Linked DNA regions of Mus musculus: region 1 is linked to region 2. A link is a loop called in an ENCODE intact Hi-C map of the cell type or tissue named here. Cell type or tissue: left cerebral cortex. All regions are shown on one strand. Each heading gives the region's core, and the rest is flanking DNA. Links, peaks and the distances in the headings are about the cores only. Region 1 overlaps Cadps (Ca2+-dependent secretion activator). Region 2 overlaps Cadps (Ca2+-dependent secretion activator).

The links. Hi-C counts contacts between places; a loop is a spot of excess contacts. Peaks named below come from ENCODE experiments on the same cell type or tissue, not always from the same donor. Only the 100,000 strongest peaks of a DNase experiment are listed, where the experiment ranks them.
Region 1: it touches region 2 in a loop (2.1-fold over the local background); 1 of 42 quality-filtered maps calls a loop at or near these places.

The regions. Positions count from the first base shown.
Region 1 is chr14:12,398,176-12,402,573 of GRCm38, reverse strand. The region is part of intron 29 of Cadps (Ca2+-dependent secretion activator); the gene reads left to right. Among named protein-coding and RNA genes, the nearest start is that of Fezf2, 55 kb to the right of the region's middle. In left cerebral cortex, for the core only: no CTCF peak of the experiment used is centred there; a DNase peak (open chromatin) is centred at 2,285.
Region 2 is chr14:12,447,191-12,451,588 of GRCm38, reverse strand. Cadps (Ca2+-dependent secretion activator) reads left to right here. Exons shown (of 31, transcript NM_001042617.1): 25 at 1,720-1,867. Among named protein-coding and RNA genes, the nearest start is that of Fezf2, 100 kb to the right of the region's middle. In left cerebral cortex, for the core only: no CTCF peak of the experiment used is centred there; DNase peaks (open chromatin) are centred at 319, 566, 2,505 and 2,747; H3K27ac peaks cover 484 bases.

The sequences.
Region 1 (4,398 bases), core at 278-4,277, 49 kb after region 2:
GCTGGAAGTTACATTCCTAAGCATGTTACTCATGCACAACTGTGCATGTACATACACACACACACACACACACACACACACACACACACATGTTCATACACATGCACACACAAACACATGGAATATCCAAGGTACATTCTGTGGAACAAATATCATCACATTCTGTTAGAGTAGATAAGATATACTGTTAATATTTCTCATTGATTAACCAGTAAACTATTTCTGTCTCTGCTCCATAAAGGCTAAGGCTACTTTTTCAAGGTTTCAACTACTAGGCCCTAAGCCAGAGTTTTTACTCAAAGCTTGCTGCATTTTGTTATTCTTTGGGGTTTTGGGGTGGGGCGGGTTGTTTGGTGTTACCCTAGCAGAAACTTACATAGACCAGGCTGGCCTCTAAGTTGCAGCAATTCTTCTGTCTCTGCCACAGATATGAACCACCATACCACTCTCTAATTTTGTCCTTAATGATAGGTTATAAAATATTATCTCCAAGTTCCTGGCACTCCGACTATAGTCAGTGGTCCCCAGCATATCATCAATGAGATATTGTAGAAGCTGCATGGTATTAGCCTTAGACTTAGCTGCACTCAACCAGGATCCTCTGGCATTTCAAATATAAACCAAAGTTCAAAAGATACTAAGCAAACCCAGTGATTTCCAAACTTACTTGGAAGAAGTAAAACTAATATCAGTGATAGAATACTCAACTAGCATGCATGAATCTTACATACACATTAAGAAATAATTTTTAAAAAAGAACAAATGGGGGCTAGAGAGATGTCTCAGAGGTTAAAAGCACTGACTGCTCTTCCAGAGGTCCTGAGTTCAATTCCCAGCAACTACATGGTGGCTCACAACCATCTGTAATGGGATCCAATACCGTCTTCTGCTATGAGTGAAGACAGCTACAGTGTACTCACATACACAAATAAATAGATCTTAAAAAAAAAAACCAACGTAACTGCAGTTCAGTTTAAGCACCATTAGGACACACTCACACACAATACACATACTCACATGCACATACACACATACACATATGTATGTACAAATGCACACACACGCATACATACATACTCACATACATACACACGTACACACAGCTTTTAAACCAATATTTACCATTATTGCATGTATTGGCTCTGATATGTTCCATTCCACCTTTCAAAAATATTGATGATAACAAAATTTCACTTGAACAGGTTACATTCTTCAGTTTCTAAGACATTATTTAGAATGAAGTTTCTCATACTTGATCATATTGACATTTTGAGCTATGTAATTCTTTGTTGTGGGAACTATTCTATATTTTAAAGGATGAAGTCACATTGGTGATTTCTGCTTGAGATGCTAGCAGCAATCGCCATCCCCCAAACTGTGAAAACAAATGTCTCCAGGTAGGACTACATTTCCACCGGCAGGGCAAAATAAATCACTACTGTTTGTGAGCCACTGATCTGGAAGGAAAGAGGTCATACAGGATAACCTCTTAGAGGAAGGTCAACCTTCCCTCTGCATCCCCACGATCTCACATGAGTTTACGAGGATGCTTTGGTGATGACAACAATGATGAGCTGATTTCTCATCAGAATCCTTACTCACCAAGCCCATTGTCCACCAGAAGTTATTTCAACTGTCCGTGCTGTGCTACAAGAAACACTCCACTTGAGGGACTTAGAGCCATGCTAGGGAGAGCTTGTGAGAGAGTTTGGACTCTGTGTTCCTTCTCTCGCTTGCTTCCTCTAGAATAGTCTTGTCAGTAGCCAGGAGAAGTCACTGAGGAAGTATGTTAAGTCGCCAAAATGCTTTTACCCAATGGTTTCTCTTTCCATTTTGAAGTTATATAGGGACCTTGTCTAGGAAAGGAAAGGGAAAGAAAGAAAAGAAAAGAAAAATGGCCGGGCAGTGGCACGCACCTTTAATGCCAGCACTCAGGGGGATGAGGCAGGTGGATCTCTTTGAGTTCAAGACCAGCATGGTCTACAGAATGAGTTCCAGGGTAGCCAGGGCTACACAGTAAAATCCTATCTCAAAAGAAAAAATTAAAAACAAACAAAAATGGCTATTTCTATCAGGTAGCATTCTGGACATTTTCCCATGCCTAAAACTCCAAAAAGAAGTTTCAACTCACATTCTTCATTCACACCAAATTCCCAGTTCAGACGAGAATGCTTCTTGGCCAACTGTTCTGCTAAACCCCTGCCAAGTTGACTCAGAGTCCAGTTAGTGGAATCTGCGGGTTCACCCACAGCAGGAAGATTCCCATGTCAATCTCCTTCAAGGGCGGTGTCGCTCGCCATCTTGATTTGCCTTGCCTGCCTTTGGCAGAAGTTTTACTGTGACTATGCTTGGACTAAAGCCAGTCATGCCAACAAAATTGTAGGTCTGATCCAAGACAGGGTTATTATTAATTACCAAATGTATGTGCCAACCATGAAAGAGAAAGACCCCTCTCATTAACTTCATACAGACAAAAAAAAAATTAAATAGGATCTCATATAGCTCAGACTGGCTTTGAATTCATCATGAAGCTGATGATGACCTTAAACACAGCTTCCATCTCTTGACAAGCACCCAACCAACTGAATACATCTCATCTCCAAAAACCCATTGAAAAAAAAAAAAGAACAAATAATATGTAAAATCAGCAAAGTCAAAAACCTGTGAGATGGCTCAACTGATAAAGGTAACTGTTGCCTGAGTCCAATCCTCACATCTCACATAGCAGAAGGAGAAACACACACACAGACACACACATTGTGTCAAGTTCACATGCATGAACACACCTGCACACAATAAATGGAAGATCATCAAAGTTAAACTCATGTATTGTTTTCTATTGAAATTCTCTAAATCTCCCTTTAGGGAAATCTCCCTTCTTTAGGTTGAGAAAATATATCTTTGACCTAGGAAGTCATTCTGAGATGGAGAAATTCTTGCTCTTAAAGGCATCTTCTTTTGGGAAGTCTAAATAAGCATTTTCTTATGGTATGAGTTAGTTCTTCAGAGACATTTTCTCCTATCTCACCTTGGAGTTTGGGAATGTAATGATTTGGTATGGCCAGAAGTTATAGGTCAAAGATGCAACTAAACATCTGTGTTACCTACAGCCCAGCTTCACCCCACAATACAAAGTTACCCTGTAAAGTCCACAGTGCAGAGACTGAAAAATAAAATAAAATAAAATAAAATAAAAGCCTGCTCTAAATTATGCCTCCACTCACACAAATCCTTTGTCTTAATAATGTGGGCTGTTGAAGTTTTGAGTTCATATAAATCATTACCATTGCCCCTGGCCATTTCATCACCGAAGGACTTTATCTAAAGACTCTGCCCCTGAAGAATGCTCTACTTGGCAGATAGCTCACACACTCGTCTCCAAAGTCCTTTTGACAAGCTTCATCATAAACCATCTTTCTAGAGACAAAAAATAAATGGCTAAGAATCATTAGCACCTAACCTTCTCAGCTTAAATTTAGTACTCACCCATGTGCAGTTCCCATAGAGCACTGAGGGTTACTCAGAAACTCCCTGGTTCCAGGCTCACTGCCTCTCCCATCCATTACCTCTGGAAGGAGCTAGTCCCGTTTTATCACAAACACACTGAGAGCACAAGTTTTACAGTTAGACAGCCCAAAGTTCAGTTCTGGTCCTTCCCCAGGCTCATTTCCTTTTCTGTAAAAGTATAGTTTGAATAAATGGACTTCTACTCTTTGTATTCAGAGAGCTGAACAAGACAATATGTGTTAAGCACAGATTAATGGGTATACCACACAGAAATAGCTCGGTGAGTTGTTCTTGGTGTTGTTGTTATTAGCCTAAAACCAGCCCATACTCTTATCTGATGTTAAGGAGGATAGGCAGGGATAAATTCTATGTTGGATGGGATCTGAAAAAAACATGAAAAAAATTGTCACAGGACATAACAGGAAGTAACAAAGAGCCCAGCTGTGCTGCAGGACCCCACCCTCGTGCTGAAGGGATAGTCAAGTAGAGCACTTGTCTATAGTATATGGGAAGCCTTGGGTTCCTCTCCAGCAATGACAACAATTCCATTTGCATGAAGGAGGCTGGAGCCACAGAAGGCCCAGAACCTGAGCTGGACCTGTACACCTATCTATACATGCCTAGGACAGGGGCAGAGGATAGGTGGAAGACTGTGCTAAAACAGTAAACATAGAAGCATTGTTCATTTGGGGTGTCTCTGACCCCCCCCCCTCCTGTAACTTTTCAGTTTTCTTGTTTATTTTCTGTCTTGTGAAACAGGGCATCACCATTTAGGCCAGCCTAGCCTTGCCTCCATTTCTCAATGGCAAGTGTGTGCCACCACACCCAGCCCCACACTGCATCTTAAAAGCCTTATAAACTGGGCTTTAGAGAAAGTGTGTGTGTGTGTGT
Region 2 (4,398 bases), core at 140-4,139:
GCCATGGCTTTCTGACACTCACCAGACAGTGACAGTGCCTCTGGTCTCTATCCAGTCTAGGTGCAAAACAAAGCATAGGCGCTCTACCCTCAAGGAGTCAATTGGGTTAAGTGACGTCTCTATTCCTGGCTTTGTGGACCCGTAGAACTCTCTCAGTCACATTCATTTTCCACATCTGCCTTCCTCTTTTCACAGCCCTGCACTCTACAGGCTAGGAACAGTTCTCCTGTGAAGAGAAATGTGAAAAGGGAAGACGCTTGCTTCATTGGAAAGGAGAGCTTTAGCATTTCCATTTCTCAGATTGGGCCGGAACTAGCACATAAGCCTCAGAAGATCAGCACAGGGCCCAGTCCAACTCAGTACCCATCAGGCCTCCTTTTCACAGAGCTAGAAAATGATGTATTTTCAGCAGAGCTTAAAATGATCATCATGATTAGAAAGCTACTTCAGTGCACTGAGTCTTTAGGAGCCAAGATACATTTAACTTTAACATGATCATATAATCTATAGGGGTGTTTTGAGGGTGTTTTTTCCCCTTAGGAACTGGGCTTCCAACCTTAGAAATTATACTTGGCTTCCCTACATGCACCCAGGGTGTGCTAGCGAGCTGGCATCCTTTCCTGAGCTAACTAGCTGTGTGGTCCTCCTATGCACCAATAGAAAATAGCTCCTGATTCCTCTTAAAGCCATGCCATCCTGGTGGCTGCATGAGCTCTGGAAGGTAGCAGTGGGCAATGCAGAGAAGCAACCAATGTGCTAGATAACGGGCAGACGTTAATGAAGCCACTTATTTACTGAGTGCTTTCCCAAAGGATATGCGAGGATGCGACCCACTTCTCTGAAACCTTTAAAACAGAGCTGGGTCCCCTTGCGAAATAGCAGTGCCAAGACCTATATCAACATTATGTTAAAAAAAAAATGGTCGCATGGAGTTTCTGTAATATAGTTGTATGCCAAAGAAATTACTATTGCTATTTAATTATGTAAAAGAATATCTACTTACTAAAAAATAGTAACAATGGTAACGAAAACAAAACAAAGCCAAAAGCTACGCCGTGAGTGGCCATGGACATGGCTTCCCATCCATCCCCAAAGGCAGCCGTTTCCATGGATTGATACATTTTCTTCTAATGATTCTTTAGCAAGCTCAATCTATTTTTTTCTACTTTTTCAACCAATATAATAACAATTTTGGACTTCAAGAATTTTTAAATTTCTTTTCAAAACCAAAAGAAAAAGGAAACAATAGTAAGGGTCATTTAAGCTTTTTCTCCACACTGGAGTTTTGAAGATGAGAAACTGCCTGCTTGTGTTTGGTTTTTTAAGTGAAGTGCTCGAGGTAGGCACTTGCCAATGTGAGAGAAGCTGCATATGTTGTAATGCTATAATCAGGGCTTTTTTTTTAATTCATTTATTCTCCTACAATTAGGGCTCTCCATACCATGTAATCTATAGATAGCACATAGAGCTACAGGTGTTCTGTGAACTGCTGAGGAAGAGTGGGTTTAAAGAAGCCCTCCTTAGATGCACAGAGATCTGTCCACACAAAGAAGCCCTTCTAAGAAAGGGAAAGTCACTTGAAAAAGAACGTGTATGGAGTCATTTTGGGTTACTTACTACAACCTTCAACTTTCTTTTGCACTAGCCTCTCAGGAAGTGTCTCCTCTACCTCCTGCCATCTGAATGCTGAATTATTCTATCCCTCCTTTGTTTTAATAGAACCAGGATTGCATTTGAAGTTAAGCTGCAAAAAACCAGTCGATCAACAGATTTTCGAGTCCCACAGTCAATATGCACCATGTTTAATGTTATGGTTGATGCCAAAGCTCAATCAACAAAACTTTGCAGCATGGAAATGGGCCAAGAGGTAAAAATAATAATAATAATAAAATCCTTCCCCCTCCCTCACTCCTCCCCCCTCTTCTCTCTCCATTGATCATATACAAGAAAACTTCACAAATTTCTTCCCAAGTCTGCTAGTTTTAGAAATACATTCTTAATATTTGCAGATTAAGCCATGGATAAGTGTTCAGTATCTGTCAAGTCAATTTCTGAGGCACGCGCTGATGAGCGTGCCAGTCACTTGGAAGTAGTTCTTGGCTGGAGTTCAAGTGGTTGTAAGGTTTCTCTAAGCTAAAGGATGTTTGATGACCTTATTTATTAGGCCATTCTCTGTACTAGATATGGGAGTGTCCGAATGCTAGTCTCTTTCCATGAGTAGTACATCTTAGCCCATGAACATGTGGCTAGCAGGAGAAATCCAACCAACTTCAAGCCACTCCCAAGCTATGCCAGTAGGTTCTGCAAGTCCAAAGCAATTTTCAGGCTTTCAGTTTTCCCTAGAATGAATTGATTGTGAATCTGCCCTGACCAGAAGTTTATTCCTTTGCAGAGTTTCTGATTCTAAAGTCAGATTTAAAACGTGAAGGAGAAGGAAGCAGCAACTTGGACTTGATCAAAGACGATCATGATCATTTTCCTCCGATGGCCTTAAGCCAGCTAGATATTCATATACCAATTTAGAATTAATTCAGTAACATTTCTGGCAACTCTATACTGTTGCCAATTGGCATAAATTGCTCCTAAATCAGATCTTTCGATACCAGCCTTACATGCTCAGAATTTTTACTAAATTATATTTGCTCCTTGTTCGTTATTTATTTTCTCTTTCGGCACCTTCCATTTTATATGTGGGTTGGTGGTGTTCTCTTCTGGCAAGATCTCCTCCAACCTTGTTTCCCCCACAAGTGAGCTTCCTCAGCCACCCCTGCTAGCTTCTGCTCTAGCTGATTTCCTTTGAGCCTCCCCCATGAAGTTAAAGCTCTAGGCACCAGAGTCAATACAGAGCCCTGGGTTCTCATTCCCAAAGCACCTGTGCAAAAGAGTCAGAAAACTTCTCTACAAATTCATTGTGCATCAACCATCCAGAATTCCCTGGAGATTCATATCATAGTATTTCAGCTTGTCTGGGCTGTGTTAAAAGAATCTAAACTTCTGGAGGACAATTCTTGAGGAATGACATCCAAGATATCCTCTGGCATCCCCCACACATGCATGCACCAGCACACAGATACAAAAATGAGCACATATGTACCACACACGTACACACATGCACCTTCATAGATACATAAATGCACATGTTACCAAAATTAAAAAAAAACACCCCACTTACACACAGGAATTTAGGCTTCTGTGGCTATCTCTGATGAGGATACCCACATTGGTGGCAATCCTAGAAGACACAACCTAGAAGCACTGATCTGAGGCTCCCAGTTGTCTGAAAATGAGACACAGAGAGAGAGATGTTGAAACAATGGGAAGGGTATCCTAGGTTGCCAGTCACCTGGAAAAGTGTCTTGAGTTGTGCTGCAAACTGGACTTGGATAATCCTGGCAGCCTCTTTGAGCCTCAGTTTTCCCACCTGTAAAATGATATCACTGGTGTACTTTTATCTGGCCTATTCTAGCTGCAGAATCAGTTTTTCATACTTTATGCAGAAGCATAACACATAAAAATATAGAAATAGAGTTGATCTGGAGGGGGGGTCACCTTTCCTCTCCACCCTAGAGCCTCTACACACTATCACTTGCCCACGTTTACCTGAAGGATTCTGAAGTTCATGGTTTTCACAGAGTCCACCTTGCAAATCTTACTGTGAGATCTCTAAATCATCAAATCTCTCTAAGTCATTAAAGATACCGTTTCAGTTTATGCTTCTGGGATGGTATCACTCTGGAACCTCTCTCCCCTTAAAGCCTCCACTGCTTGTGTTGTTGTTGTTGTTGCTGCTGCTGCTGCTACTACTACTACTACTACTACTACTACTACTACTACTACTACTATTACTGTTGCTACTGCTTCTTAAATCATGGAGGTATAAATCACATTCATATAGGATTTATCCTTCAAAAGTATACATTCCCATAGCTGTCTTCCCATAGCAGCCATCACAGTCAATTGTATGCCATGTTCATGGTCTTAAAAAGAAACCAATCATACATCAATAGCCAGTGTTCTACCTATATTCCCAGTTCTACGTTATCTTCAACCTATATTCTTCAGATGTGCCTGTTTCTGTTTATTGCCTTTTACATAATAAAAACCAAGCAATAGGTGGGTGGTAGGTGTCTGCCTTCTTTCACTTAGCATAATATTTTCAAGATCCATGCATGTTGTAGCATGCACTGTTCTTTCTATTTGTGATTAAATAATATTCCAGGATATATATCTTTGACCAATTGTTAGCTTGGTTATTTGGTATATATATATATACATATATGTAGAGAGAGAGAGTTTTTCTAGGCATAATGTACATGTATTTGCCTCTCTTCCATTCTGTTTCAATATTTTTTAATATATACATCTTCTGTGTGCTATAGTATCCTTCAAAACAAGAAC